3 separate regions of the Homo sapiens genome follow, and regions 2 and 3 are each linked to region 1. The links are chromatin loops, found by intact Hi-C in ENCODE. Cell type or tissue: GM12878. All regions are shown on one strand. Each heading gives the region's core, and the rest is flanking DNA. Links, peaks and the distances in the headings are about the cores only.

What was found. Hi-C counts contacts between places; a loop is a spot of excess contacts. Peaks named below come from ENCODE experiments on the same cell type or tissue, not always from the same donor. Only the 100,000 strongest peaks of a DNase experiment are listed, where the experiment ranks them.
Region 2: it touches region 1 in a loop (1.9-fold over the local background); 3 of 110 quality-filtered maps call a loop at or near these places.
Region 3: it touches region 1 in a loop (2.6-fold over the local background); 7 of 110 quality-filtered maps call a loop at or near these places.

What each region holds. Positions count from the first base shown.
Region 1 is chr5:68,741,164-68,751,483 of GRCh38, reverse strand. All of the region lies in intron 2 of LOC105379013 (a long non-coding RNA gene), which reads left to right. It overlaps LOC124900991 (a long non-coding RNA gene), which reads left to right and starts at 5,091. Exons shown (of 2, transcript XR_007058807.1): 1 at 5,091-5,328; 2 at 5,953-6,405. In GM12878, for the core only: a CTCF peak has its summit at 5,772 (motif pointing right); no DNase peak of the experiment used is centred there.
Region 2 is chr5:68,559,813-68,570,132 of GRCh38, reverse strand. The region is part of intron 3 of LOC105379013 (a long non-coding RNA gene); the gene reads left to right. It overlaps LOC105379011 (a long non-coding RNA gene), which reads left to right and starts at 3,557. Exons shown (of 4, transcript XR_001742694.1): 1 at 3,557-4,721. RefSeq lists an enhancer at 4,460-4,509. In GM12878, for the core only: no CTCF peak of the experiment used is centred there; a DNase peak (open chromatin) is centred at 4,462; H3K27ac peaks cover 209 bases.
Region 3 is chr5:68,460,290-68,470,609 of GRCh38, reverse strand. The region is part of intron 3 of LOC105379013 (a long non-coding RNA gene); the gene reads left to right. Among named protein-coding and RNA genes, the nearest start is that of PIK3R1, 250 kb to the right of the region's middle. RefSeq lists a silencer at 4,234-4,528. In GM12878, for the core only: no CTCF peak of the experiment used is centred there; a DNase peak (open chromatin) is centred at 6,012.

The DNA of each region.
Region 1 (10,320 bases), core at 2,796-7,795:
CTGTGAAAGTGGCCATTTTCGTCACAGAAACCCACAAATATGAGCACATTACCTTTGAGACTTGGATTTTTAGTGCGATTCTCTGCATCAGTTAAATTCACCAAATGTTTGCATAACTGAGACAAAGAAATGAAAACTCCCCTGCTGTTAATGAACTATGAAAAAGAAAGAAGCTTCTGAATATTGGTTTGTCGGTCTCTCTGTCAGTCAACGAATGTCAAATCTGATTGTGATTTGGCTAAATTGGATCCAAGACTGTTATGAGCCTTTTAGCACTGTGTGTGGAATTTCTGCAGGTTTAAATCTTTCAGAACTATTCAATCACATCACATTCAGCATTCTAGGACAAAAGCAGCAAAATGATCAAGCAAGTATACCTCAGAATTCGTGCTATCTTTACAATCTGCCAAAATCTTTAAGCAACACTAGCAAACATGTGAAGTAGGTCTAAAATTATTGACATTAATACCAATAAAATTCTGAAGTAGACATTAATAATATTTAATGAACATCAGGACGTTTGTAGAATGGACAGGTAACTGTTTCCTTAGGCTGTCTCTAGGTTAAGCAAGGAGTCCCTTCTGATAGACCTGCTTTTGAAGCAGTAGCTCTTTAATGAGGTGGTCAGATGTACTGATGGCAACTACTTCACAGTTTTTAAAAATAATGTCCACTGTGAAAATGGAGTTTTCTGTAAATGGAGTTTTCCATGAAAGTGAAAATGGCCATAAAAAAGAATGTGTTGGTCCTTATTTCTAATGGACACACAGAGGACTAAAGAGAAGGAATTAGAGACGGAGATAGTAAATGAAGCTCCTCACTGATATGATCTTCTTAAAAGAATAGAGGGAGGAAAAAACTTATGACCAGAATTACAGAATCATGGAATTCTAGCTAGGAAATACTTTAGATTTGGATTAGTATAAATATGGATAGTAGAGTTGATAAACTTTCAAAAATGTTTGGTAATTAGAATCAATTAGATGGCAGAATTTTATTCTCAAGAATCTCTGAGCAGTGTATCCGAAACCTCTAAGGATTTTCGGAACAGTGTTCTATAGTTATACTCCACTGGGACAGTTCACGAAATAAAAAAGCCCTGATACACCTTTATTATAGAAGAAACCTAGCTCTTCAATAACCCTTGCATTTCAGAGTGGATTAATTGATGCTGATGTCTTGGAAAAGCAGGCACTGAAAAACTGTGCTCAAGCAATAGAGGAACATGGAACCATGAATAGGGGCAGTAAGCCCAAGGTCTTAAAAATGATCTCCAGGGAAACCTCAGGAAATCTGAATCATCAACTTCCACTAGTCCATACGGAAGAGACTGAGACACAGAAAAAGTAAATGAATATGCCACATTTCCAAAGCACACACCTATGTATTCTACTCTAAACCTCAATCTTCTCATTATCTTCTTGTACCTCTCTTAGGAATTCCAGATGACTGTTGCCATTGAGTGCAGTTGGTCTTTCCGTACTCTTCTCCACCATTCGTTTGACAGGTTTTAATTGGGAAATGGAGTTGAAGTCAAATGTCTACCTTCTCCTTTTCGATGTGTCTGTTTTGAGGTTTTATCTTACCATAAGATCTAAGTGGTTACTTGGAATAGAGGATGTTGCAACACAGTGCTGGGTGTCATACCAGCCACTTGGCAGGCAGTTCTTAATAGCCATGGTGTCATTCTAAATCCATTGGCTTAACTTCTTGTTGTGTGGTAAATGCCTTAGAAGGAATTGCATTTTAACGTATAGGCTTTAAGATGTTGATGACTTTTGTGAGTGATTTTTCAAAGATTTTTATCTGCTTCCATGTGGTCTAAAGCCTGGATACCAAGAGTTCCAGGCTTGACTTTCATATTGGGAGTTGCCAGTAACTTGGGTATGCTTGAGGAGACATTTTCTTTTTCCATGAAAATATTCCTCAGTTCTTTTCATTTAAATAAATCAGTTGAGGAAAATGGTGGCATGAATGAAGGATGTGCCTGGACAGGTGACTTGTAATGAGAAGTCCAGGCATACTTTTGCTCAGTGCTTCCACCAGGAAGGGGGGCCTGTGATAGACAAAGGAAAACTGAGTTTCTCTGCTTCACCTACACGTGGATTCCACACCTCCCATTCTGCCTAGGAAGCTGCATAGTTGCTATTTAGTTCGGATTCCAGCCACAGACAAACTCTAAGTGCTGTGTCTAAGCAGCAGCAAGAGGAATCTGGTTCTTCTCAGAAAGTCAAGTATAATTCTGCAATGTGTCAGATGGCAGCTATCACAGGCTCTCCTGGAGGAATCAGAAAGTCTTTATCTGAAAAAGTAACAGAGTGGGTGTTGGACCTGGCCTCTGGGTCAGTGAAGACCCAAATGCTGAGGCCAGGAGAGGCCTTGAAGAGTGATGGTTGTGGCATGTGTATGAGGCTTGGCTTTTGCTATAGTCTGTTTAGACTGATCTAACCTTGGGAAAGAAAAAACACTTAATTTCTTCCTACCTCAATCTCATTTTATTTGTACATATGTTCTCTTAAGAAAACTTTTCCTCCTGGGCTAATTTAAGTGACAATGACTGCACTGAGCATGATTATTCTAAAGCAAAGTTCTTCAATTGAAGAATGGCTCATTTGACTTCTGAATACCCTTTTGTACCTGTATCCGCTAAACTTATCTAATTAATATGATGCCTTTTTAGTATGAATCCTTCTTGAACAGATAAACACCACCACCCAAGGTTGGCTTCACTTTCCTTCCCTGATATTAGTGGGATGGGCTTCCCACTCATAAAACTGAAGTTTATGATATGGCATTCACTTTTCTGAAAAACAAAAAACAAAAAACAAAAACCTGTTTTTGAATTTCTTTTTATTTTTAAATGCCAACTAACCACTGTGCAGCTGGACCGGGAAGCTTCCTGGCAGTGTGATGGTCCTGAGGAGCAATGTGGTCACTGATCAATAAAACCCCAACATGGGGAAAATAACAGGAGGGCCACTGTAATATTAGGAACGTTCATTTCAGTTTCTCTCTCATTTCTTCTAAGTCTGTGTGTTTGTGTGGCGACTCTCTATGTTCTCACACAAAAGCTTAGTGGAGTCACTGTTCTCACAAACTGCTAATGGGCCAAATTGCTGGTGCTTACAAGGAGAGATGCTGGTGACAGATAATGAAGTATCCAAGTAGTTCAAAGTGTCAAGAGAGAAAAGTGATGTCGTCACCTTGCCAGATTCATTTTTTAAATTGTATTGGTTAAGCTTGTTTTTCTTTTACCTCATTTTTGTTAATGAGAAAAATCTGGAAAAACTTAAAGGAAAACCTCCACTTGACTCTAGATTTTTTTTTTTTTTTTTTGCCCTTAACTCAGTTCTTAAATACTGAGGGTGCACAGAGGCTCTGGGGAAACCACTGACAGTGAAGTCCCTAAGGGTTTTTCCTCTCTGGGCCTGCCGGTAGCCTCTTGCCGAATAGGTGGGTTTTTATTTTGGAATAAGTAGTGCTTTCATAAGGCACTTCTTTTATGCAGTCAAATCCTCCTGGGGAAGTGACTGTCTACCTACGGTGGTGATTAGGGGATGTATTTCAGAACAGCGCAGGGCACTCCATTTAATAATACATGGAGTCCTCAAAAAATGCAGAATAAATAAAATGACTGGGTTGGGAGGGGGCGCTACAGGAGTTTTAGATTTAAAGGGAATCCTTCTGTGATTTTTTTTTTTTAGCAAAATATTGAATCTTTTTTTGAAGCAAATTATCACATCCCAATTTATCCTGTGTAAATCTGGAATGCCACATGGAGACTTGACTTTAACTGGAACACATATTCACCAAGCTAGTTCAAAGCCAATACTTCCCCTCCCCAGATAGAAAGGAAACTCCATGAAAGCAAAGTCCTTGGTGTTTTATGAGCTGCTGATGCTCGATAGCACATAGCAGGTACTCATTAAATATTTGTTGAATCCACGGAGTGAATGAAGAGGCAGATAAGAAGCTAATATTTTAAAATGTGATCAAAGAGACAAGATCCAGAATTCCTTATCAGTGTGATATTTAAAAGAGGCCTCTTTGGGTTAAAACTGGAAAGAATTTGGTTGGAGTCTTAACATAAAAGCTGAGTACTTATTTTACCCTAATGCAACCTCTCTAGACCCAGAGAATGCTTTTTACATTTAAGTAGGGCACAAACAGTATCTGCCCAGAGAAGTGACCTATGTTGGCTACCTGGGGATGTTTGGTCACGCATTCTGGTTGTCTTCCTTTCTCTGTGTCAGGACACGGTTGTAAATTCATGCACAGGTCATGAACTGTCCACACGCACATTCACAGCACTCATTTTCCACCTTCTCTCATGAAAGCCTAAATGGGCACTCATATGCGGGTGAGGAGTGGGGGGCAGCACGATCAAATGGAAACAAGGTGCTGCTGTATCTCTTACTTAGAGCGAAGCTGGGGGCAGGGGCCCCATAACATGACTCCCGCGTTCAAGTTACACCTGGGGAAAACCAGAGCCACATGTTTGAATGGCACCTTCTGAGCTCCTGTTTCCAAATTCAAGCTGAGCTGACACGTGGTGTACACGATTTCGACTCAGGAGCAGATTCCACTTAATCCACAGGGCATCTGAGTTACACGAGTACAAAATGAGAAACAGACGTGACTGCAGGTGCTTTTTGCCCTGCTCTTGCATAACAAACTCAAAGGTGTCTTTGATTTCAACAAGAAATTTGGCAGAGAGCTTGTCCATAAAGCAGTTTAATTGCACTGGGTTTTGGTAAAAGGGCTTCTCTCTCCTCCCACCTCACTTTCACCACACACATTCAAACATGCATTAAACTCCCGTTAGAAGGAGTAGAATGACTGGGTTAAAAATAAAATTTAGATTAAAGATCAACCTCAGTAACCTGTAAATTTCCCCATTCTCCCTATAAATGACCATCAGTTTTCTTGCTTTGGATAGCCTGATTTTAAATAGGTAATAATTACCCAATAGTCCAGAATGGTTCCAAATCCATTGTGTAAATAATATGGCTTTTAAATATATTAATGAGTAAATATTTAACCAATAAACCAAGGCAGCTTCAAAGAAGTTAGTCAACTCCAACGGGGACATTCTTCAGAAAGAAAAGCCTAAATAAGGATTTGTTCAACGGACCATAACCATTCATGGCTCAAAGAGGGTTATACTACTTTTGTGCCTGGAAACGTTTCTAGCAAAGTCTTCATTTCCTGGACCAAAGGATGTGTGATTTATGCGAAGATCTGCCCTCCTGTTGCCTCATGGGCTGGGACCTTTGGAGAGACTCTTTGTGTATTCTCAAGAAAGGCTTAGTATTTAGAAGGTGCTCCGTAAGTGCTGAGTGATGATAATGATGAATTAGGCTCAGGTTGGGGTCTGGGTGACTGAATGCCATTCACAGCAAAGTGGCCTATTTTGCCATCTATGGGAAGCAGGGGAAGTCTGTTTCACTTTTTTAGCATAGCCTTGCTGGTCTTGGGCAAGACATGTCTCTGGGCTAAAGTTGCCTCATCTGCAAAATGAAGTGATGGTCTAAATGACCTCCAAGTCCCCCCTCAACCCCGGTTATAATTTAGGACTCACTTCGGTGGGAAATTTGGGTTCCACTGTGTGCATTAAGAATTTTCCACAGAATAGTCTATCACAACTTAATTTTTTCCATAGACTAAAGCTTTCATGCCTGTGTGGAAATGATTGTAGATACTTTTCTGACTTGGATACCCTGAACCAGGGCTTTTCAAATTTGGGTGCACAGGCTGCCCACTGTACAACTCTAGGGGGCACCCTTCACATAGACTGTAAAGTGAATGCCAACCCCCCAACCCTAAGTTATGCAACATTGTTACCCTGCCTTGAAAATACAATATATTTTCTTTCCTGCTAGTGAACAGATTCATGATGTTAGATTTTTTTAAACTCCTGTTTGCTGAAATTCTGCCAACTTCTTCTTTCAGACTCCTTTTCTGAGAAGACTCTTTCCCTGATTCTCTTCCAAAGCCCTGATTAGAATGAAACTAACATCTATTTGAAAAGGTAATCATTCTCACTCAGATGAGTTCTGCTCTGAAAGTGAGAGGAAAAAAAATCCAGAATTGGGGCACTGCTATAGACTGAATGTTTATGTCTCCTTCAAATCAGATGTTGAAACCTAATCCCCAGTGTAAGGGTATTTGGAGGTGAGGCCTTTGGGAGGTGATTAGGTCACGAGGGTGGAGCCCTCAGGAATAAGATTAATGCCCTTAGAAAAGAGACCCTAGAGAGGTCGCTTACCCATTCTGCCATAGCAAAGGGACTGCTGCCTTATGAACAGGAAGTGTGCTGTCCCCAGAAACCAAGATTAGTGCCTTGACCTTGGACTTCCCAGTCTCCAAAACTTTGAGAAATAAATTTCTGTTGTTTGTAAGCCACCTAATCTATGGTATTTTTGTTAGAGTGGCCTAAATGGATTAAAATAGGCACCGAGGTACTTTGTAGCCCCCACACTGGCATTGTGCATGTGGGGTAGGATGGCATCAGATGGCAATAGAACATACACGTATTTTTGGTGGCCTGATGGGGTGAGTAGCCTCAATATCTTGTATATTTCCAGTATAGAAAGGAAACAGCAATAGATTTCTGTTTCTTAAAATTCTGTCAAGTGGTTTGGCTCGTGGAGCCATTCCAGCCTACGTTGCGGAGAGAGTTTGTTCTTGAACTGTGGTTAATCTCATCTCTAAACCAGCATCAGGTGTGGTGACCTCGGGACGGCACAAGCTGAATGATAGCCGACTGCTTCTCTGTTCCCACACTCTGAAGAAAAAAGACCACTGGGGTTTGCTCAAGCTAGTCCTCTCCCTTATGGGGAGCAGAATTGGACTCTTTAAAAAAACATTACTGCTTAAAAATAACAAGTCAGAGCTGAAGTGCTTCTCAGCTAATGGGTAAAAACTAGCTCTTTCTTACTGAAGTCAGATTAATATTTAAAGCCTAGATTCTGGGCTTTGAGATGTTCTCACTAACTTAGTGGAGTTTTCACCACCTGCTCCTGATGAGCGCTCTTTTTGCCAAGTGTATTCCCCTCGAGAGCAGCTTCACTTTGCTGGCAGCACTTTCAGCTCTAGGCACTTAGCTCTAGGGTGTGCAGAGTATAGAAAGCGGAGTTAACCTCCCCAAGCCTATCCAGACTGTTTAACTTTAATAATATCATTTGACATTGAAAGTTAGACCTGTCTTACCATCTGCCCTTATACCGAGCTTCTAAGAAATGATCAGCTGGGTGCCTCACAGTTCCATCACAGTCAGCCTGGTGATATTTAAGCAGAAACACAAGGCCTGAAACTCCTTCAACAACAGAATTCTGCCTAGTTAATTTCTTCTGATATTTATATGTTGCCCCTGACAAATCTCACAATATTAGTAAAAAAAAAATTTGATAACCCAGCAATGAAACCTTTTATTGACAGCCTGCTTTGTACATTACCACTAATTGCTACCTAGATCTAAATGCAATCCTATTTCTAGGATTGCAAGGTCGTGGATATTATTATCTCTGTTTTACAGTAGACGATATTGAATCTCGGAGAGGGGAAAGTATTTGCCCAAAATTACGCAGCTATTGAGTGAAGGGGATAAGATTCAAGGCCAAAGGTCCAAGCCTGGCTCCTTCCTCCATGCCATTGAGATACGCCCTTCTCCCCAGTTAGAAAAGCAAGTCCTCCTGCAATCTCCTCCCCACTCAGCCCAGCTCCTCTCCAGTCTCAGGCCTTCTTGTGGGTATAACTATTGGTATCTTCCAGTTGTCCTGTCTTCCATCTTTCCACAAAGTTCCTTTCTCTGCCTGGCCCTAATGGAAATCCAGGTTTTATCTGATGGTTCTACTTTCCTCACAGCCCTCTCTGATGGAGACTTCTCCTTTCAATGCCTTCCACCTGAATTCCCAGCCCCAAATTCACAGCAAGAGCCCAGCATGCATTGGTCACGTCTACCTTTCTGACTGCACTCTCTTTAGCAAGTTCGTCCCTGTCTTTATTCCCTTAAGCATAAATATTCTCCAGTTTCCATACTTGGCCTGTATGCCTTCTCTTTAAATACTGTCTTCTAGCCTGACCAGTGGTCCAGGTTTGCCTGGAACTGAGGGACTTCCAGGGACATGGGACTGCCAGTGCTAAAATTAGGATAGACCTAGGCATGGGTGGTCACCTTACTTGTCTCCCCAACCTCTTGTTAAAGGCTTTATAATTACCTGTAGAAATCTGACTCTTATCTCCATATCTCAGCAGCCTGAGCCTTGGGCTATCTCCTGACCTTCACATTCCTATTTCTCTCTGGTTCATGGCTATCCCCACCTGGACACTCCATCCTTAACTTCAAATCCAATGTGTGCTAGGCTAAACACAACACTTCCTCCTCGTAACCAACTTCCCTACTGATTTTCCTCTTCTTGTCAATGAACATATTTCTGCCTATCTCACTAACTTCAGTGGAAGTTTCTGGGGGCTCAGTGTCCCCCCAGGACCTAGATTTGTGGGAGACTTTGAGACTTTAAGATCTGAACTTGAATCCTAGTTTGGCAATTCCTGGTTGTACGATCTTCAGAAAGTTATTTAGTTCTCTGGCCTGAAGTTCCCTCATCTATATACTCTATATAAGAGTATGTACATCTTATTACAGGTTTTTTCAAGGCTTAAATGTACTATGTTTAGCATGATGCTTGACACACAGAAGGGCCTCAGTAAAGGACCTTGTATATAGTATGTACTCACATGTGTGGAACTGATGCTACAGTGCAATTTTTGCTCATTGTGGTCTCTCCCAGAGATATGGTTTGGTTCTGTGTCCCCACCCAAATCTCACCTTGAATTGTAATAATCCCCATGTGTCGAGGGTAGGACCAGGTGGAGATAATTGGATCATGGGGATGATTTCTGCCATGCTGTTCTTATGATAGTGAGTGAGTTCTCACGAGATCTGATGGTTTTATAAGGGGCTTCCTCCTTCACTCAAAACTCATTCTCTCTCCTGGCACCCTGAGAAGAGGTGCCTTCCGCCATGATTGTAGGTTTCAGTTAAAAAAAAAAAAAGAAAGAAAGAAAGAAAGAAAAGAAAGAAAAAGAGTTCAAGTCGCATTTGAAGTGTTAGGGATTTTAAGCAGGGGTGTGAGACAATGCATCGATGCTTTAGAAAGACCACTCTTATTACCACATGGTAGATGTACAGGAAAGGGAAAGAGTGAAAAGAGGGAGACTCTTACAGAGCTATTCAAATAGGCAGGAGCTGACTGTAGTATGAACTAGGGTTATAGCAGAGGGGTAAAGAAAAGGGTTGAATTTGTAATTTATTTTGGGAGTAGAGGTCCCATTCCTCATACAACCCATATCCTAAATTAATTTAGGACAAATGCCAACCTAGATATAGGGTGTATGAAAAATGGAACATGAAAGAATAATGGAAGGTCTTTGGACCTGAGAAGGTATGAAGTAGTGATGCAAAATATTGGGATGGAGAAGGCTTAGGACTTGGGGATAAGAGGAGAGGCTTGGGATAGAAAACCACAGTTCTGAGGAGAGGTCTGGGACTTAGTAATAGGTGAGGGTCATTTAAACTTGGGACCACATGAAATTTCTAGAGAGAGAAAGTGGAATAAGGAAAAGAGGAGAACTAAGGACACTCAGACTGACCTTGGATGGGTCACTTCATTTTCCTGAATTTCAGTTTTCTTTTAAAATGAGGGACTTTGATTAGGTCCCTAAGCTTCCCTCTCACCTTAATATCCTTAGATTCTGTAATAGAAACAAGGGCAAATACATAAATCTTCTGGATTTGAATTTAAAACTATACATTGTCAAAGTCAAACACATTCAACAATGGTTTCCTTAACAAAACAGCAATCTGTCATAAGGCCAGGCATATTCAAGACTCACTTGATTGTGAGAAGCTGATTATTGTTACATTCTTTGTTCAGGAAATGGCACTTCAAGAAAGGAATGGCTTCACTTATGAAAAGCAACTGGTTTTGTGTTGACTTTATGCTGAAATAGAAGAGCAAGGGAAGATGATGCTAAAGAGGCATGCAGTTATAAAGTGCAGACCCTTCCCACCTGTTAAGTTGAGGCCTTGATTGCCTAATGTTTTGAAGTTATTTGTGCTTTATAAAAGGAATCTGCCTAGTTATAAACAGCATGGATGTGACGGCAGCCTCAGTTTTTGATCTGGTTACTTGGCCTGTGTTAAACAAATGCCAAGGAGTTAGCAGAAGGTGAATTCCAGCTCAGAGGAGTCCATCTTGGGTAGAAGGGTTGCTATAGGATGCACTGGGTCCCTTCGCCTCTCCACAGGGAGAGCTC
Region 2 (10,320 bases), core at 2,501-7,500, 180 kb after region 1:
AGTCCTTTCTCTACTCCATGGTTTTGTTGGCTTTGTTGAAGATCAGTTAGCTGTAAGTATTTGGCTTTATTTCTATTTTCTCTGTTCAGTTCCATTGGTCTATGTGCTTATTTTTATACCAGTACCATGCTGTTTTGGTGACTATGGCCTATTTATACTATATAAAGTCAGGTAATGTGATGCCTCCAGATTTGTTCTTTTTGTTTAGTCTCGCTTTGGCTATGCAGGTTCCTTTTTGGTTTCCATATGAATTTTAGGATTTTTTTTTCTAGTTCTGTGAAGAATGATGGTGGTATTTTGATGGGAATTGCATTGAACTTGTAGATTGCTTTTCGCAGTATGGTCATTTTTACAATATTGATTCTGCTCATTCATGAGCATAGGGGGTGTTTCCATTTGTTTGTGTCACCTATAATTTCTTTCAGCAGTGTTTTGAAGTTTTGTTTTTAAGGTCTTTCACCTCCTTGGTTAGGTATATTCCTAAGTATTTTATTTTTTGCAGCTATTGTAAAAGGGGTGGAGTTCTTGATTTGATCCTCAGCTTGATTGCTCTTGGTGTATAGCAGAGCTGCTAATTTGTGTACATTAATTTTGTTTTCTGAAACTTTGCTGAATTCATTTACCAGTTCTCAGGGTTTTTCGGATGAGTCTTTAGGGTTTTCTAGGTATACGATCATGTCATCAGCAAACAGCGGTAGTTTGACAGTTTGACCTCCTCTTTAATGATTTGGATGCCCTTTATTTCTTTCTCTCGTTGGATTGCTCTGGCTAGGACTTCCAGTGCTATGTTGAATAGAGGTGGTGAAAGTGGGCATCCTTGTCTTGTTCCAGTTCTCAGGGGTAATGCTTTCAACTTTTCCCTGTTCAGTATAATGTTGGATGTGGGTTTGTCATAGATGGCTTTTATTACCTTAAGGTATGTCCCTTCTATGATGATTTTGCTGAGGGTTTTAGTCATAAAGCGTTGCTGGATTTTGTCAAATGCTTTTTTGGCATTGATTGAGACGATCATGTGATTTTTAATTCTGTTTATGTGGTATATTACATTTATTGATTTGGGTATGTTAAAACATCCCTGCATCCTGGTATGAAATCCACTTGATCATAGTGGATACTCTTTTTGATATGCTGTTGGATTCTGTTAGCTAGTATTTTGTTGAGGATTTTTGCATCTATGTTCATCAGGGATATTGGTCTGTAGTTTTCTCTTTTTGTTATGTCCTTTCTTAGTTTTGGTATTAGGGTGATACTAGCTTCGTAGAATGATTTAGGGAGGATTTCCTTTTTCTCTATCTTTTGGAATAGTATCAGTAGAATTAGTACCAATTATTCTTTGAATGTCTGATACAATTCAGCTGTGAATCTTTCTGGTCCTGGACCTTTTTTTTGGTATTTCACTGTTTATTGTTGGTCCGTTCAGAGTTTCTATTTCTACCTGCTTTAATCTAGGAGGGTTGTATAGTTTCAGCAATTTATCCATCTCCTCTATGTTTTCTAGTTTATGTGCATAAAGGTGTTCATAGTAGCCTTGAATGATCTTTTGTATTTCTGTGGTATTGGTTGTAATATCTCTCGTTTTATTTCTAATTGAGCTTATTTGGAACTTCTCTCTTCTTTTCTTAATTAATCTCACAAATAATCTACCAATTTTATTTACCTTTTCAAAGAACCAGCTTTTTGTTTCATTTGTCTCATATATATATATGTGCATGTATATATATGTATATATGTGTGTATATATATATATGTATATGTGTGTGTGTATGTATACGTATATATATACATATACTGTTTCAATTTCATTTAGTTCTGCTCTGATCTTTCTTTCTTTTCTTCTGCTGGGTTTGGGTTAGGTTTGTTCTTATTTCTCTAGTTCCTTGAGATGTGACCTAAGATTATTTGTACTCTTTCAGACTTTTTGATGTAGGCATTTAATGCTATGAACTTTCCTCTTAGCACTGCCTTTGCTGTATCCCAGAGGTTTCAGTAGGTTGTGTTACTATTATCACTCAGTTCAAAGAATTTTTAAATTTCCATCTTGATTTCATTGTTGACCCAACAATCACTCAAGACTAAGTTATTTAATTTCTATGTATTTGCTTGGTTTTGAGGCTCCCTTTTGGAGTTGATTTCCAATTTTATTCCACTGTGGTCTGAGAGAGTATGTGCTATAATTTCGATTTTCTTAAATTTGTTGAGACTTGTTTTGTGGCCTATCTTATGGTCTATCTTGGAGAATGTTCCATGTGCTGATGAATAGAATGTATATTCTGCAGTTGTTGGGTAGAATGTTCTGTAAATATCTGTTAAGTCCATTTGTTCTAGAGTATAGTTTAAGTCCATTGTTTCTTTGTTGACTTTCTATCTTGATGACCTGTCTAGTGCTGTCATTGGAGTATTGAAGTCTCCTACTATTATTGTGTTGCCATCTATCCCATTTCTTAAGTCTAGTAGTAATTGTTTTATAAATTTGGGAGCTCTAGTGTTAGGTGCATATATATTTAGGATTGTGGTATTTTCTTGTTGGACTAGTCCTTTTATCATTATATAATGTCCCTCTTCATCTTTTTTAACTGCTGTTGCTTTAAAGTTTGTTTTGTATAATTTAAGAGTAGCTACTCCTGTTTGCTTCTGGTGTCCATTTGCATGGAATATCTTTTTCCACCCCTTTATCTTAAGTTTATGTGAGTACTTATGTGTTAGATGAGTCTCTCGAAGGAAGGAGATAGTTGGTTGGTAAATTCTTATCCATTCTGCCATTCCGTATCTTTTAAGTGGAACACTTAGGCCATTTACATTCAATGTTAGTATTGAGATGTGAGGTACTATTCTATTAATCATACTATTTGTTGCCGGAATACCTTGTGTTTTTTCATTTTATTATTGCTTTATAGGTCCTATTAGATTTATGCTTTAAGGAGATTCTATTTTGGTGTATTTTGAGGATTCATTTCAAGATTTAGAGCTCCTTTTAGCAGTTCTTGTAGTGCTGGCTTGGTAGTGGTGAATTCTCTCAGCATTTGTTTGTCTGAAAAAGACTGTATCTTTCCTTCATTTATGAAGCTTAGTTTCACTGGATACAAGATTCTTGGCTGTTACTTGTTTTCTTTAAGGAGGTTAAAGATAGGATCCCAGTCCCTTCTAGCTTGTAGGATTTCTGCTGATAAATCTGCTATTAATCTGATAGGTTTTGCTTTGTAGGTTACCTGATGCTTTTGCCTCACAGCTCTTAAGATTCTTTCCTTTGTCTTGACTTTAGATAACCTGATGATCTTTTTGCAATTAATTTCCCAGTTGTTCTTTGAGCTTCTTGTATTTGGATGTCTAGATCTACAAGGCCAGGGAAGTTTTCCTTGGTTATTCCCTCAAATATGTTTTCCAAACTTGTAGAGTTCTCTTTTTCCTCGGGAATGCCAATTATTATTAGGTGTGGTTGTTTAACAAAATCTCAAACTTCTTGGAGGATTTGTTCATTAAAAAATTTTTTTTTCTTTGTTTTTGTTGGATTGGGTTAATTCTAAAGCCTTGTCTTTGAGCTCTGAAGTTTCTTCTTCTACTTGTTCAATTCTATTGCTGAGACTTTCCAGTGCATTTTGCATTTCTCTAAGTGTGTCCTTCATTTCCAGAATTTGTGATTGTCTTTTGTTTATGTTATCTATTTCACTGGAGATTTTTCCATTCATATCCTGTATCATTGTTTTTATTTCTTTAAGCTGAACTTCGTATTTCTCTGGTGCCTCCTTGATTAGCTTAATAATCGACCTTCTGAATTCTTCTCCTGGCAATTCAGAGATTTTATCTTTGCTGGTGAGCTAGTATAATCTTTTGGGGGTATTAAATAATCTTGTTTTGTCATATTACCAGAATTGTTTTTCTGGTTCCTTCTTTTTTGGGTAGACTATGTCAGAGGAAAGATCTGGGACTCAAGGGCTGCTGTTCAGATTCTTTTGTCCCACGAAGTGCTCCCTTGATTTGGTGCTTTCCCCCTTCTTCTAGGGATGGGGCATCCTGAGAGCCAAACTGCCATTATTGTTATTTCTGTTCTGGATTTAGCCACTCAGCGGAGCTACTGGGCTCCAGGCCGGTACTGGGGAATATCTGCAAAGAGTCCTGTGATGTTATCCGTCTTCAGGTCTTTCAGCCATGGATACAAGCACCTGCTCTGGTGGAGGTAGCAGGGAACTGAAGTAGACTCTGTGAGGGGTCCGTGGTTGTATTTTTAAGTGCACTGATTTTGTGTTGGCTGGCCTCCAGCCAAAAGGTAGCACTTTCAAAAGTGCATCAGCTGCAGTAGTATAGGGAGGATACAAGCTTGCCCAAGTATCAGGTGGTGGGCAGGGCTATAGAGCTCCCAAGAGATTATGTCCTTTGTCTCCAGCTACCAGGGTGGGTGGAGAAAGATCATCACGTTGAGGCGGGGTTAGGCTGTCTGAGTTCAGACTCTCCTTGGGTGGAGCTTGCTGCAGCTGCTGTGGGGGATGGAGTTGTGGTTTCCCAGGCCAGTGGAGTTATGGTCCCAGAGGGATTATGGCTGCCACTGCTGCATCACACAGGTTGCCAGGAAAGTGGGGGAAACCCGGCAACCACAGGCCTCACCCGTCTCCCATGCAGCCCAAAAGTCCAGTCTCACTCCCACCATGTCCCCGCAAACAGCACTGAATTTATTTCCAGGCAACCAGTGAGCAAGGCTGAGAACTTGTCCCAGGTTACGAGACTCCCAGGTGAGAAAGAAAGTGGACTCACAGTTCCTTGGCTGTCTCACAGAGCTGCAGTGGCATTCCACCTCTTTCACAGGCTTTGTAGATTCTCTCGGCTTTCCCTGTATGTTCCTGTAGGAGTTCTTGGAGCAAAAGTTCACAATGTGACTCTCCACACACTGCTGTGTCTGTCCAGGTGGGATCTGCAAGTTAGTCCTGCCTCCTATCTGCCACTTTTTCTGTATCACGTGTCTTTGCAATTTACTCCTTCCTCCACTCCTAGCTTCATTGTTTCATTTTTTACGTAAGTGTTATCAAGATATCATTCACATACCATCCAATTCACCCATTTAAGGTGTACAATTCATTACTCAAAGTTGAACACTTTTTCATGTGCTTACTGGCCATTCATACACCTTCTTTTAAGAAATTATTATTCAAATCCATTGCTCATTTTTAATTTGTTTGCCTTTTTATTATCGAGTTATTAGTTCTTTCTATTTTCCAGATTTAGACACCTTGCTATACATGTATGCAAATATTTTTTCTGTTTAGTGATTTGCCTTTTTGTTTCCTTAATAGTGATTTTTGAAGAATAATAATTTTAAATTTTGATGATGTCTAATTTATCATTTTTTCATTTATAATTTGTGATTTTGGTGTACTACGTAAGAAATCTTTGCCTATCTCAAGGTCACAAAGATTTTCTCCTGTTTCTTTGTGAACAAAAACTTTCTCTTTGTGAAATTCTGTCTAGAAATTTTACAGTTGTAGCTTTTACATTTAGTTCTAGGACTGTTTCATGCTGCGTGTGATAAAAGTTGATGTTCATTTTTCCCCTCATATATTTCCAGTAATTTCAACACCATATGTTGGAAATTTTTCCTTTTACCACTGAAATGTCTTTGTACCCTTGCTAAAGCCAATTGATCACATATGTGTGATCCATATCTGGACTTTGTATTCCATTCCATTTTTCTAGATGTTTACTTTTATGCTAACCCTACATTATCTTGAGCTCTGTAGTTTTGTAATAATTCTTGACGTAAGGCATATAAGGCCTCCAGCTTTGTTCTTACTTCAAGATTTATTTTGCTATTTTAGGTTCATTGCATTTCCATATACATTTTAGAATGAGCTTATCAGTGTCTACGAAAAGATTGCTAGAACCTATAGATTAATTTGGGAAAAAGTGGTATTTAATAGTCTTGTGTCCTCTACTCTGTGAACACGGTAGGTAGCTCCATTTATTTAGGTCTACTTTAATTTCTCTTAGTAATGTTCTGTAATTTTCAGTAGATGCTGTTTCATAGCTATTGTTAAGGGTTTTTTTTTTTTTTGATTTTGTTTTCCTCTTTTTTTATGAGCAAATAGAAACACAACTAATTATTTCTGTGTAAAGTATTATGCCCCAAAGTCAAGTGGCTTAAAACAACGAGCACTTATCTCTTGCCATTTCTGTGGGTTTGATATTCAGGTGTAGCTTACTTGGTTTTGCTGTGGGTCTCTAATGAAGGTTCAGTCAAGATGTTGACTGGGCCTGGAGTCATCTAAAAGCTTGACTGACGCTGCAGGGTCTGCTTCCAAGATGGCTCACTCATGTGTCTGGCAAGTTGATGGTGACTTGGATAGGAGGCCTCAATTTCTTTACATATGAGCTTCTTCACAGAGCTGCTTGAGTGTCTTCATGACATTGTAGCTGGCTTCTCTCAGAACAAGTGATTCAAAAGAAAGCAAGGCAGAAGCTGCAGTGCCTTTTGTGATCTAGACTCAGAAGTCACATGCCATTATCTCCACAATATCCAATTGGTCACACAGGTCAGCACTATTTTGTATGGAAGGAAACCATACAACGGCATGAATACCTGCAGATGAGGGTCACTGGAAGCCATCTTGAAGGTTGGCTATCACACTTGGTGTGGTGTTTTTTTGTGTTTGCCCTGCATTTCTCATGCTTTTTGAACATGTAGGCTTATTATTTTTATCAATTTTAGAATATTTTCAACTATTATTTCTTTAAATTTTTTTTTACTTCTTCCTCTCTTATCTCTCAATCTGAGACTCCAATTACATGTACGTTAGACTGCTTGTCTGACAGCTTACTAAAGTTTCATTCATTTTTTTCCAGCCTTTTTGCTCTCTGTGCTTGATTTAGGATAGTTTCTATTGCTATATCTTCAAGTTTGCTGGCCTTTTTTCTACAGTGTCTTATCTGCTGTTAAGACCATTAAGTGAATCTTTTTTCACTTCAGATATGTTATTTTTGAACTCTAGAACATTTGTGTGGCTCCTTTTCATATATTCAACTTCTTTATTTATGTCCTTGCTTTCTCTTAAATTGCTGGGTTTTGATAGTAGTTCTTTTAAAGTTCTTGTCTGCTAATTGTACTTCTTAGCCACTTTTGGGTTTATTTCCATTCGCTTATTTTTCTCATGATTAAGGGTCACATTTTGCTACTTCTTGGCATATCTAACAATTTTTTATTGGATGTTAGATGTTAGGAATGTTATATTATTGACTATTTGGATTTTGTTATCGTCTTTTAGAGTGTTGATATTTGCTTTGGCAGGCCGTTACTTGCATATCAGTTTTATCCTTTTGAGCCTTATTGTTAAGCTTTGTTAGGATAGGTCTAGAGTAGCCTTATTGTAGTGTTAGTTTATTCCTACTACTAAGGCTTGGCTTTTCTGTAGTCTTTATTGAATACCTAGATATTCAAATGGAGTCTTTCCACTCCAAGGAATAAAACGTTGAATGTCATTCAGCCCTGAATGAGCTCAGAGAATTGTTCCGATAGAAAACCCCGGCAGTTGTTCTTTGCCTGGATTTGTGGAGTTCACTTACACATGTGCAGTTTTGGATTCAGCCACTCAATGGGACTCTTATGCAGGTTTCTGGCATTCTTCCTTTGTGTAGCTCCTCCTTCTCTGGAATGCTGCCCTGTAATTTCCAGCTGCCTCAGCCTTTCTGAGCTCCTATCTCTCCTCAATTCAGAGAAACTGCCAAGCTCTGCATGGGCCCCCTTTCCTGCCCTGAGGTTAGGAAATTGTTTCCAGGCTGCAAGTCATGCTTTCAGGGATCATAGACCTACACTGCCTCTTGTCTAATGCTGGAAAACAGACATTTTATATATTTCATTTAGTTTTCTAGTTGTTTATGGGTTTTGGAGGAGGGTGTGCAAAGACCATGCAATTACTACTCCTTCATGGAAGGAAGCAAAAGTCCTTCCCCTTTTGATTTTAAAATACATGGCTACTTGGGGGGCTGAGGTGGGAGGATCGCTTGAGCCCAGGAAGTGGAGGTTGCAGTGAGCTGAGATCATACCACTGCACTCCAGCCTGCGTGACAGAGTGAGACCTTGTCTCAAAAAAACAAATAAAATAAAATAAAATAATAAAATACATGGGAAGAAGTATTAAAAGGAAAAGAAAACAATTCCAAATAATAAAACTAGTATTAGCTAGAGTGTATAAAAGCAGGCCACATTAAAAAACTACTGGTTAAAATTTAGATTAGAACAATCTTTGGAGTGTATTTTGGCAAAAAAGAATAAAAAGCTTATATTTTTTTTTACTTTTGAACTGGAAATTCTTCTTTTAGGTATTTATCCAGAAGAAATAATCAGACATATATGAAAGTTTTAATTAAATAATTAATTATAGTAATGGAGTGGCTACGTTGTCTGGGTAATTGTTGCATGCCAAGAAAATTTAGGACACAGACACAAGCGAGAAGTTTAGGATCAGAGGTTTAATAAACAGAAGAGAAGAAAAAGAGACGGCTCTCTCCGTAGAGAGAGGGGTCTCCAAGGGAAAGGACCGGCTAGTGGTGAATGCACCGAATTTTATAGTCCATTTTGAGGAGGCAGTGTCTGATTTGCAGAGGGCTCATAGATTGGTCACATCAGGTAAGGTATGAAATTTATGTAGCGTGCTGGGAAAGCTGGTTGTCCCAACTTAGTCTTACTATGCAAATAGACTTTCTAGTTGATCTGCGCCATCTTGTCTGCTCCTTACAGTACATGTGGCTGGCAGAGACAGGAAGATGGAGCTGCCCTCTTGAAAATGTCTAGTTCTTAGTTCCTGCTGGCATTCACTCACGCAAGCTCCAGCTTGCTTGTCTATGTCTGCAGCTCAACTTTACAGGCTGGTCTTTGTTAGAAAATGATCTGGGGCTGCTTTTCATCAAAAAGAAAAGCTTTACCAGGGACTCTCATACCCTTGCTAACTGCCTACGTGATTTCTTCTTAACTGCTATATCAGTAAGGAAATTTGTGACCTAAAATAAAAAAAAAATTAACCAAAATATTCAACAGTATAAAACTGATGAAATAAATTTGTTTATGCATCCACATAATAGCATGCTATATGACTACAATGATCTTGGGAAATATAACAATGATATGAGAAAATGCTTTAATAATTTTAATAAGTTTTAGAAAATCAGATTACAAAAAATTTGTTCAGTTTAATCACAATATTAATCTATTATAAGTATGATGTAGAGAATACAAAAATATTAACAATCCCTGTATGATGTAATTATATAAATATTTTATTCTTTGTGCTTTTCTAAGTTTTCTGAACTTTCTACAACAAACATAAAATTACTTTTTAAATTTTAAAATATTTATTTTTAAATGCTTCATTAGATTAATTCACAGTTACACGATAGTTGGAATCTACATAAATGGCTGTAAGAGAGCCAACATGGAGTAGTAGGTAAGAGTACAGGCCATGAAATCTGGATTTAAATTCTGTTGTACAATTGGCTAGATGAATGATCTTGAATACATTTCATAACTTCTTGGAGCCTCTATTGTCTTATCTGTAAAATTGGTATGAAGATGCTGCTCACCTTTTTATGGTTCCTGTAAGAATTAAATGAAGTAATTCATGTAAACTCTTAGCATGACAAGATTCTGTGAGTCTGAGTTAATGCACTGTAGTATTATAATTATTTCTACTCCTAGTGACAACAACAACTACTACTATTACCAATAAAACAATTAGGATAAAGGACCTTATGAGGCATGGGTATATGGTAAGATTAAGAGAAGAGGGTTGAAAGGGGAGCAAAAGCAACATTGAAACATTACTAATGTCACGGCTTTTCTTACTAGCATTGCTGAAAATAAAACAACACAATAAAAACAACCTCAAACTGGGGAATGGGGAATTCTTTTCAAGATAACTGAGATATGCACTTAACTTTTAAGATTCTCAAGAGAGACAGAAATCACACCCCTGCTCAGTTTACAAAGAAGTTTTGAGTGGAAAATAACTATTTAATTGAGGAAATGAATTCTGGGACTCTCAGGTACAATACTCATACATAATACAATACTGATGAGATGCTATATGACTGCTATAGACTGAATGCTTGTACCCCTCCTCCCACATTCATATGTTGAAATCCTAATACTAATCAATATTAGGAGATGGGGCCTTAGGAGGTAACTAGATCATGAGGATGAAGCCCTCATGAATGAGATTAGTGTTCTTAAAAAAGAAGTCCCAAGAGATCCCTTGTCCTTTCTGCCATTAATGTTAAAGTGAAAAGATGGTTGTCTGGGAAGTAAGCCCTCACCAGACACTGAATCTGCGAGTACATTGATCTTGA
Region 3 (10,320 bases), core at 3,466-8,465, 280 kb after region 1:
CAAAATGTATCAGCAATGGGGAGTTCAAGTTAGGGTGTTAATGTGAACAAACCCAAAGTAAAGATAGCAGAGTAAATTACTCAGAAAACACATCCTGGCACAGGAATAAAATTGGTGTTCCATTTAATGTTGGAAAACCTGAGGGACTGGGGCCAGGGATAACCTGTTGATATTTGCAGAGTGTACCATGTTGCAGGAGGCACATTAGCCCTCTGTGGTACAACTTGAATGATAACTGATCCTGGATGATTTAAATGAAGACGGTCAACAATCAGTCAACCCTGAGGTGAGTCGTATAAGAAAACTGCATTTTTATTATCAAGTTTGAAGGGAGAAGCAGGACTAGATTAGTTAAAAGCCCACTAAGCACAGAAGAAGTGCAGATATCCCAATCCTACAAAACCTTGGCTGGACCAGGGAGCTCAGAAGCATGGGCTGTTTCAATGAAAGAGGAAGAAAAAAGAACCCAGAGGTCCCTATAGAGGAAGAATGCTTCAGAACATGGTATTTGTACTTGTTGGTTTTCTTAATTAGAAACAAAACAAACTTTGGTCAGATTTTACTAAAACATAATTTCTTGAAAAGATATTTAATAGCTTCACAAATGCCTGAAAATGGAGAATCATGAAGGATCAGAGCTAAAATCATACCACAAGAATTTTTTGGTAAGGATGGTGTCTTAGGTTGCCTGAACTGCTGTAACAAAGTGCCACAGACTGTGTGGCTTAGGTAAGAGGCACATTCTCACAGCTCTGGAGGCTGGAAGTCCATGATCAACGTGTCCACAGGGTTGGTTCCTTCTGAGGGCTGTGAGGGATCTGATCCAGGCTGCTCTCCTTGGCTTGGAGATGGTGTCTTCATGTTCACTTGGCATCCTCCCTGTACGTCTCTTCACAGTGTCTTCCCTCTGTGTATGTCTCTGTGTCTAAGTTTCCCTTTTTTATAATCAGTCCTGTAGGATTAGGGCTCACCCCAATAACCTCACTGTAACCTGATTACCTCTGCAAAGACCCCATCTCCAAATCTGCTCACATTCTTAGATACTTGGGGTTAGATATTCAGCATATGAGTTTAGGGGGTAGGGGACAAAATTCAACCCATAACAGATAGTCCCTCTGGGTGCTGGTTGTTAGATATTGCTTCCTGCTGGTGCTGTGACCCCTGCTCCCTTGGTCACTGGGAGAAGAATGCTCCACTGCCCCAGGTTGGAGCATCTGATTGGCTAGGCTGCTCACACACACTCTGCCAGTGAGGAGAAGGAAAGTTAGACTCTGGCTTTCTCAGTTTCTAGGGCAGGAGGCAGGTTCTGTCTTCTACCAAGACTCATGCTGTGGGATTGCCCTCAGTGGAGGAGGAGGCTCAGCAGCTAAACAGTCAGAAACCCGCCAAGTAGCCACATTTGTACTTTTTAAACTAGTCAATGTCTTCAAGTGGGCATACTAGTCTATGGAAAGAGGCCTTGAATAACAATTTTTAAATATATTTATTTATTTATTATTAAGACATGGTCTCACTCCCATTGCCCAGGCTGGAGTACAGTGGCGTGATTTTGGCTCACTGCAGCCTCAACCTCCCAGGCTCAAGCAATGCCCACCTCAGCCTCCCAAGTAGCTGGGACTACAGGTGCACACCACCATGCCCAGATAATTTTTGTACTTTTTATAGACACACGGTTTCACCATGTTGCCCAGGCTGGTCTCAAACTCCTGGGCTCAAGCAGTCCTCCTGCCTTGGCCTCCCAAAATGCTGGGATTACAGGCATGAGCCACCATGCCTGGCCTTGAATAACATGTAAATAGAGGGTCTAGAATCAAGCCAGGTGATGAAGGAACGCTAATGCTTAATGGCAAAACTCATAAATTTTAGTCTATCTCTCATTCACATTGAGAGAGGTGGGATACCATGGAGCCTTTCTACTTAAGATGATTAATTTCCACCATCACAATCCCAAATGGAAGTGAGGAAAACACCTAGGCCTACCTATCCCTTGTCCTCTCTGACTTTCCTACAATGACCTATGATGAGACATACAAGTGCCCGAGAAGAGGAGCGCAAGAGCTTCTTTTATTTATTTATTTATTTATTTATTTATTTATTTATTTATTTATTTATATTTTTGAGACAGAGTCTAGCTCTGTCACCAGGCTGGAGTCTGGTGGCGCCATCTTGGCTCACTGCAATTTCCACCTCCCAGGTTCAAGTGACTCCCCTGCCTCAGCTTCCCGAGTAGCTGGGACTACAGGTGCACACCACCATGTCTGGCTAATTTTTTGTATTTTTGTAGAGACAGGGTTTCACCATGTTGGTCTGGATGGTCTTGATCTCCTGACCTCTTGACCTGCCCGCCTTGGCCTCCCAAAGTGCTGGGATTACAGATGTGAGCCACTGCACCCGGGTTATAGGAGAGAAGCAGTTCTGGGTAAATGCTGACCAAGCCATTGGTCAGAATCACCATTGTGATAGACATTGGAGCCAGGGGGCATCCCTATAGAGACTTACTGAGAGAAGGGCACGTCAGGGAGAAAGGGAAGTCCTTCCCATAGGAAAACATAAGACTTGACAGGAATGAGCTCTTGAAAACAAATAGCTACTGCCAGGGCAGAGTCCATGGCTCCACACCCCTCACTGCCAAGCCTTCTGCAGAGCTCTCCTGCCCACTGGCAGGTTTATTATTTACTGAACACTTATGGAGCCAGGCACCATACTAGAGACTTGAGGTGCAAAGATGAAAACTTAGTCTCTGTCCTAAAGGAGATCGATGCTGGTATAGTGTGGAAAACACACTCATAAAGAAATATAAAGGAGTATTTTTAGAGCACACATCAGTATGTGGAATTGGGTATATTTTAATCTTTACTTATTCACTCTCTGTTCCCCACCATTAAAATGTAATAGACTTTGTACATTCACTGCTGTATCTGGAGCGCCCCAGCACATAGAGTCTAGGAAATGTTAGGAATTATCAATAACTTCTATCATGAAAGCGTATCAGAAAGAGTGCTCAAGGCTGCTGAGGAAGATTAAGGAAGAGAGGAAGCACCACATCACTATTATTCAATTCAATTTTGGTGGGTTGTGTTATTGGACAAGGATTTTGCACATATCCCTGTATTCATGCCCTTTGGCAGTGGGCTTAGCCATTAGACTTGTTTAGACAATGGGATAGTAGCAAACTTGATGCAAGCAGAAACTTGAAATGTGCTTAAAGGTGTCTGATTGCTCTCTCGGAACCTTGCCACCACCAGAAACACAAACCCAGACTAGCCTGCTGGGAGAGATGAAACTATATGGAACAGAGATGAGTGGCGTCAGCTGAAGGCCATCTTAAGCCAGCTAGACCCCAGGTGAGTGGGCAGCTGATTGCAGATACATGACTGAGCCTAGTCCAGATCAGCAAAACTTCCCAGCTGACCCACAGAGGTGTGAGAAACACCAAATGGCTGGCTTAAGCCACTAAGCTTTGGGGTGGTTATTACATATTGTGGCAGTAAATAACTGATACACCTACTGTCTCACTCAGCAAAAACCTGTAAAATAGTAGTTTTTACTACCACTTCAAATATACGAAAACTGGGGCTCAGAAACAAATAGGAGGGAAACAGAATTTCCCTTGAGTCTCCTGAGTCTTTGGACTTCAAATTTGGTCCTCCCGTCCTTAGGCCATAACTGCCTTGATGTTTAAAAACACGAGTCTAACAGCTCATTAGAGCCTACAAATTAATTATGTCAACAAGAGGGAGGAAAGGAGGGAAGGAATGAAGGAAAAGGGGAGAGAAGGAGGGCAAGAGGAAGGAAGAGAGGGACAGAGGTAGGAAGGGAGGAGTATGTGTGACCCCCAAGCCAATATGGTTGCTCCATGAATTTAGCCCCATGGGTGGTGCTTAGAGGATTCTAAGTGATGTCTAATATACATCACAGGCTAACTTAAGAAATGGGTTAAAGAGAACCTTTTAAAGAATGAAACAGGGAAAGAGGTAGACGAGACAGGACAGGATAAAAGATGTGTATGTTTCTGTGAGACAGATGAAATAATCCAACCTACTTTTGGCTGAGTGGCCAGGGAAAGACTCTCTCTGGGGAGGTAGCATTAAATCTAAGATTTGAATAACAAGAAAGAACTGGGATCAGGGAGAACAACATTCCAAAGCAAGAGGACAGCTGTGGCAAAGGGCCCAAGGCTAAAACAAGCTTGGCAAGAGCAAGGACCCAAAAAAGGACCCAGGTGGCTTGACTGAAGTAGTTGGCGGGGGGAGGGACAGATTTCATTTTCAGTGGCATCTGACATGTGTTTTTAAAAGATGACTTTAGAGAACGGATTGTGGGGAGAATGGATTGTAGGCAGGTAAACACAAAAATAGGAAGACCAGATAAGAGGTTATCACAGTTGTCCATGCAATGGGTGCTGGCTGGGTGCGGTGGCTCACGCCTGGAATCCCAACAGTTCGAGAGGACAAGGTGGGACAATTGCTTGAGGCCAGGAGTTCGAGACCAGCCTGAACAATATAGCAAAACCCAGTCTCTACAAAAAAAAAATTTTTTTTAATTAACCAAATGTGGTGGTGTGTGCTTGTAGTCCCAGCTACTTGGGAGACTGAGGTGGGAGGACTGTTTGAGCTCAGGAGTTCAAGAATCCAGTGAGCTGTGATCATTCCACTGTGTTCCAGCCTGGGCAAGAGACCCTGTCCCTGAAAAACAAACAAGCAAACAAAAACAGAGAGATGCTGGTTGCTGGACTGTGGTGATGGCCATAAAGGTGGTAAAAAGTGACTTTCTCTTGGAAGTTGTCAACCAGATGTAACAATGAATTGGATATGAGGGAAAGATTGGAATTATGAAAGACTCTCACGTTTTGACTTGAACAACTTGGCAGATAGTAGTGCCATTTACTGAAACATGGATGGCCACAGAAAGAAAAGGATGTTTTTTTTTCCAGAGTGGGGGATTAATAGGAAAAGGAGAATAAGGAGAAAAGGAAAGGAATAAAGGGTTAAAAACACAGGGCCAATGTTGGGGAGACATAGGGTAGCCTCCTGCAGAGTATCACTGCAAGCATCAGGGCTTTGGGCTGTGTGTCTCTCATCTGATGTTTTGATGTGTATGAATGATCCAGGAAGGTCTGATTGTTATGGAATAAAAACAAACAATTAAAAATTAAAATAGAACCACAGCACTGCTGAGGAACAGCCTGTTGGTAAACAGCAGCAGCTAAAGGCAGAAGATGCAGTGTCTGTTTTTCCTTCCCTAACCTAAGCACTGCACGCATGCGAGGCCAGCACTTTTTGGTGGTGGGTCTGTGGGTAACCACCTCCCTTTCCATACACCCCCTCTCTGCCACAAAGGAAACCAGAGACTGTTGGGTCTGTTTTCTAATAGAGCTCACACTTTTAAAGCACTTCAGATAATTGGTGACGACAGCTCAGTGAGGTGAACAGGAAAGATGCCATTATTCCCAGTTTTTAAATGAGGAATCTGGAGTCAGGGCCACATGGGTAATAAGTGGTGGAGCTGGGACTAGAACCTAGGTCTTTGAACACCTAGGTCAGTGTGCTTCCATGGCCCAGGGCTGCCCTTCTTTCCCAAGCCTGATTCTGTGTCACTGTTGGCCAGCCCTCTATGTTTTCCATGCCTGTTCCCCCACCTCTTTGGAACCTTCTCTTGTCAACTCCTCCTTCTTCCTGTCCTTAGCACCCACCTTTCCTCACTCCCTTCCTTCCTAACATGAACTCTATGGTTCATCCTTTCAATCTTTCCCTTGCAAATGTAGTAAAACCCCCATGATGGTACCTCCTGTTGCAGTGCGAAGTTAGCAGCCTGTAATTGGTGTTTGGCTCCCACCTTCCACCCAGTCCCTATCCTCATTTCACTAACCTAGTTATAACAAGGCTCTCCATTTTATGCAATTCAGTTTTTGGATCTCACATATAATGTTGTGGTGGGGTTTGACTCTACCATCAGCTCCTTTTTCCTGTGCTCTTTCATCATATCTGAATGACTCACTGTTCATCTTCTCAGGTTGAGCGCTCAGGCTGCTGGGCACTGCTGCGGGAAATCACCAACCGATCTGATGAGGCCAATTCCTCCCCTGCTGGGCCACAGGCACTGCTCTGAAATCCTACTCTACCTCTGGTTTGTTTTTCTACACTCTGTTTCAAATCTCTCTGTTCTCTTCAAACCTTGGATTTCTTGCTCGCTTTAAGGAGACAATGTAACTTCCTACTTCACAGAAATAATAGAAACCATTACATGGAAACAACTTCAATTTCTGGCCATGAGATCTATACAAACTTTCCTGCTTTTGTGTTCATCCTTTTGCTTCCAGGTACAGTGGAGGACATGGTCCCTCTCAATTCCAACATCTCTCCATCCACCCATGCCGTGGATCCCATCTTCTGTCTTTTAGCTTGTGTTTCCAACTTTCCTCTCAATAAGTTCAAGTGTCTCTTTTAAAACATAAAACAAAAACCCCTCCTAGACCCCCTTTGCCTACTCTTGCCATTCTTTTGTCAATCTCCATTTCTTCATAGTAAATTTCTAATCTTTACCATATTTTCAACTCTGATTCACCCTTCCACCACCTACCAAACCTGGCTTCCTTCCCCAATGCTCTAAGGACACCTGTTCCACTGACTAAGGTCACCAACAATCTCAGTGCTGCTACATTTGAGGAACACTTCTGCATCTGATTTTCTCTCTCAGAGGCATGGCATATAGTTAATCATTCCATACTCACTGTCATGACAGAGGCTTGACTTTGATGGCACCATTCCCGCTAGGTTTCTTTCTAACTAGCTGATAGGACCTTCTTTTATTCTGGGCTCCGCAGCCTCTTCCTCTACCCAGACATTAAATTTCCTTTTCTCATCTGACTCGCTCCTCAGATGATCCTGTCCATATCCTGTGCAGTGATAACTCCAGGAACTTGAACTACTGCCAAGAATTTTCTACTGATACTCATGGATCAGACTCATGGATCCATCTGCCCACTTGATATCCCCATGTGATAATAGGCCTCAAAAAGAACATGTGCAAACCTGAACTTGTGATCTTTCCCCTCAACACTCTACCCTTCCTTCAATGAATAAACCCTACCCCCATCCCTCCGCCATCCACTCAGTTTTGCCTGTAAAAATCCTCAGAGTTACCTGGACTCCTTATTAGTACTGTCATTCTTGCCTACTTAGCACTCATTCACCTTTGTACTGGGAATAGCTCTTCAAATTTCCTTTCCTGCTCACAATGTCTTTACTCCAGGTGAGATTAATCCTACCTGTTAGCTCCATGGGTAAACATGTTACCCAGGACTAGCCAATAAGGCTCAATTCTAGGAAGTTTCCTGAAACTATTGAGAAGTTGCCTTCTTCTGGAGTTGCTAACCTCTGAGGATGTGAACCTAGAGCTGCCAGCAGCTATTTTGCCACCACAAGGAGAGCTTTCCAGAGAGTGAAGCCATTACACCAGATAAAGAATTCAAAAGAGAGCTACTCTAGAAGACATCATCTGAACTCCTGGATCCAGCCATATATGAAGTATCTGATCTACCCCAAGGACTTCTCCTTCACTTGAATCAATAAATTTTCATTTAGGCTTAAGCCAGTTTGAATGGGATTGCAATCACCCCTACAGAAACAATGCTGACAGATATATCATCCTTAGCTCCTCTCCTTCCTTTACCTCTCCCTAACCTCTCCTCATCCAATCAGTCCTCAAGTCTTTTTGGTTCCACTTGCTGATTCACTAAATATCTCTGAAATCACTCCTCTTCAATCCATTCCAGCCATTACTTTAGGCCAAGCTATCATCTCTCAGTGGCGCAACCACAGTGGCCTTCTAACTGGTAATTCGTGCCCAGTCCTATCTCTTTCATGTACTCTGATATGGTTTGGCTGTGTCCCTGTCCAAATCTCATCTTGAATTCCCATGTGTTGTGGGAGGGACCTGGTGGGAGGTAACCGAATCATGAGGGCAGGTCTTTCTCGTGCTGTTCTCGTGATAGTGAATAAGTCTTATGAGATCTGATGGTTTTAAAAAGAGGGGTTCCACTGAACAAGCTCTCTCTCTTTGCCTGCTCCATCCATGTAAGCCATGACTTGCTCCTCCTTGCCTTCCACCATGATTGTGAGGCTTCTCCACCCACATGGAACTGTGAGTTGAATTAAACCTCTTTCTTTTGGAAATTACCCAGTCTCTGTTATGTCTTTATCAGCAGTGTGAAAACGAACTAATACATACTCTTTACACAATAGTCAGCCTGATCTTAGTAAAATATAAATCTCAGAGCTCTTCATTGCTCCCCCTTGCCCACATAATTAAGCCCAAAGTTGTTCACATGGCCTATAAGCTCTGAATGAGCTGCTGCATGCCTTCCTTTCCAGCTTTATCTCATTCCATTTTTCCCCTAATCCCCTTTATCCCAGCCATGCTAGAAACTACTCCTAAACCTCAGCACCTTGGCAAATGCTGGTTTCACTGCCTGAAACAGTCTTCTCCTTCCTCTCTTCTTAACCAGTTCTAATCTCAATGCCATTTCTCTGGAAAAGGCTGCTGTAATATACCAGACAAGGCCCCTTTATTTCCTGAGCCACCTCTCACACCTGGACACCTTATACTCTATCCTTTGCCTTTTCAGCATTTGTCTTTGTCATCACCTAATTAAGCATTTAATGTTAATGATTAACTGAAGGTCAGATTCCCTCCCTAGACTATAAGCTCCATGAGGACAGGGACCATGGCTGTTTGGTTCACCACTATAGCTTATCATAGGGCCTGACACAAGTTTTGACTGATTATCCTTTGTTCTGGGCTGGAGGGACAGGCAGAGGGGAAACTTAAAGAAAAATAGAGATGTTTTCCAGGCTTTTGAGCAGGTTTACAGATTTCATTTTAGACGAAAATCTTTACATTTCAGCAGTTGACCATCTGTCATACCATTAAGGCAGTATCTCTTGCAGGTGAAGATACAGCAAAAAGTTGGGCAATTTTAAAAAAAAAATCTGGTTTATGTAAAGAACAAAATCTGAAAGAGAAAAAAACAAAAGAAAGCTTCCCTGTTTTTTTCAACAAGGAGTTTCATGAAAAAAATAATAAAAGGAGGGAAGAAACCATGCTAGATTAAAGAGCTTTAAGGGACATAATACTAGATGCAATGCAGGGCCCTAGGTTTGAGTTCGGTTTGGACAAACCAACTGGAAAGGACATTTTTGGGGACGAGCAGGAGGAATTTGAATACAGACTGGGTTTTAGATAAGATGAAAATTTATTGGCAAGGAAAGATGGAGATCATTAACTAAAAAAAGCAGGTTACAAACAGCATGTACAACATGATCTCATTTTGGTAAAAATATGTATATGTATATTTATACACGCATAGAAAAAGCTTTAAGGATATACACACAGGTGTTAACAGTGGTAATCTATGGGTGGTAGGAATATGGTGCTATCGTTTTCTTATTTTTCTTTATCTGAATTTATAACTTTCGACAAGGCACAAATGCTGCTTTTGTAATAATAAAAATTAAAACATGAATTCATTTTAGAAAATTTTAAAGCAGGCTTAAGCAGACCCAGATTTTCACTGAAAGCTGTCCAGGACATTTTTTCTACGTCCTCCACCTTAGAAATGAATAATGTGTCCCAACTTCTGAGTAGGTCTCCGCATGAAGGATTAAAAATTTTTGCAGTCCTTGAACTAAAAGTGAATCAATCAGATATTGAGCATGCATACATTTTCCACTAGCAATGTCAGTAAAGGACCTTCACATCAGTAGCAGGAAAGGTTGCAAGAAAGTAACCCTCACAGGAGGTGCTCACATCATTACCAGGCAACTTCTACACAGCCATTTCCCACTCTAGTGGAAAAATCCACAGTTCATCAACTGTTAAGGATAGTAAGTACATAGAAAATTTAGAAAATGCGGAGTTCCAATGTTATCTGAGAAGTGAAGGAAAGAGAGTTTTGAAGAAAACCATAAAAGACTAGAAAGGTCACCACTGGACACTATTAAGCTGAATATCAGGGATTTGTAACCAAGCCCCAGCCTTATCCCAAAGGAACTGGAAAAGTTCCCAGCCATGGTGGTCCTTATATTCTTTATCTGTAAAATTAGGTCTAGATGAAGTCTAACATTTTTATTTGCTTCACAGCATGGTTCATTACATAACAAAATATTATGTTGCACACTAAGTCACAACATTAAATATAATAAGAGAATTTTGCAAATATCCTCTTCCTGGATTCTTACACGGTGGAGGAAGTTGCCTGTAGAGGGCACTAGTCAGTTAATAACATCTGAATCAGTTTGACTTAAAAGCAAGAAAGGACCT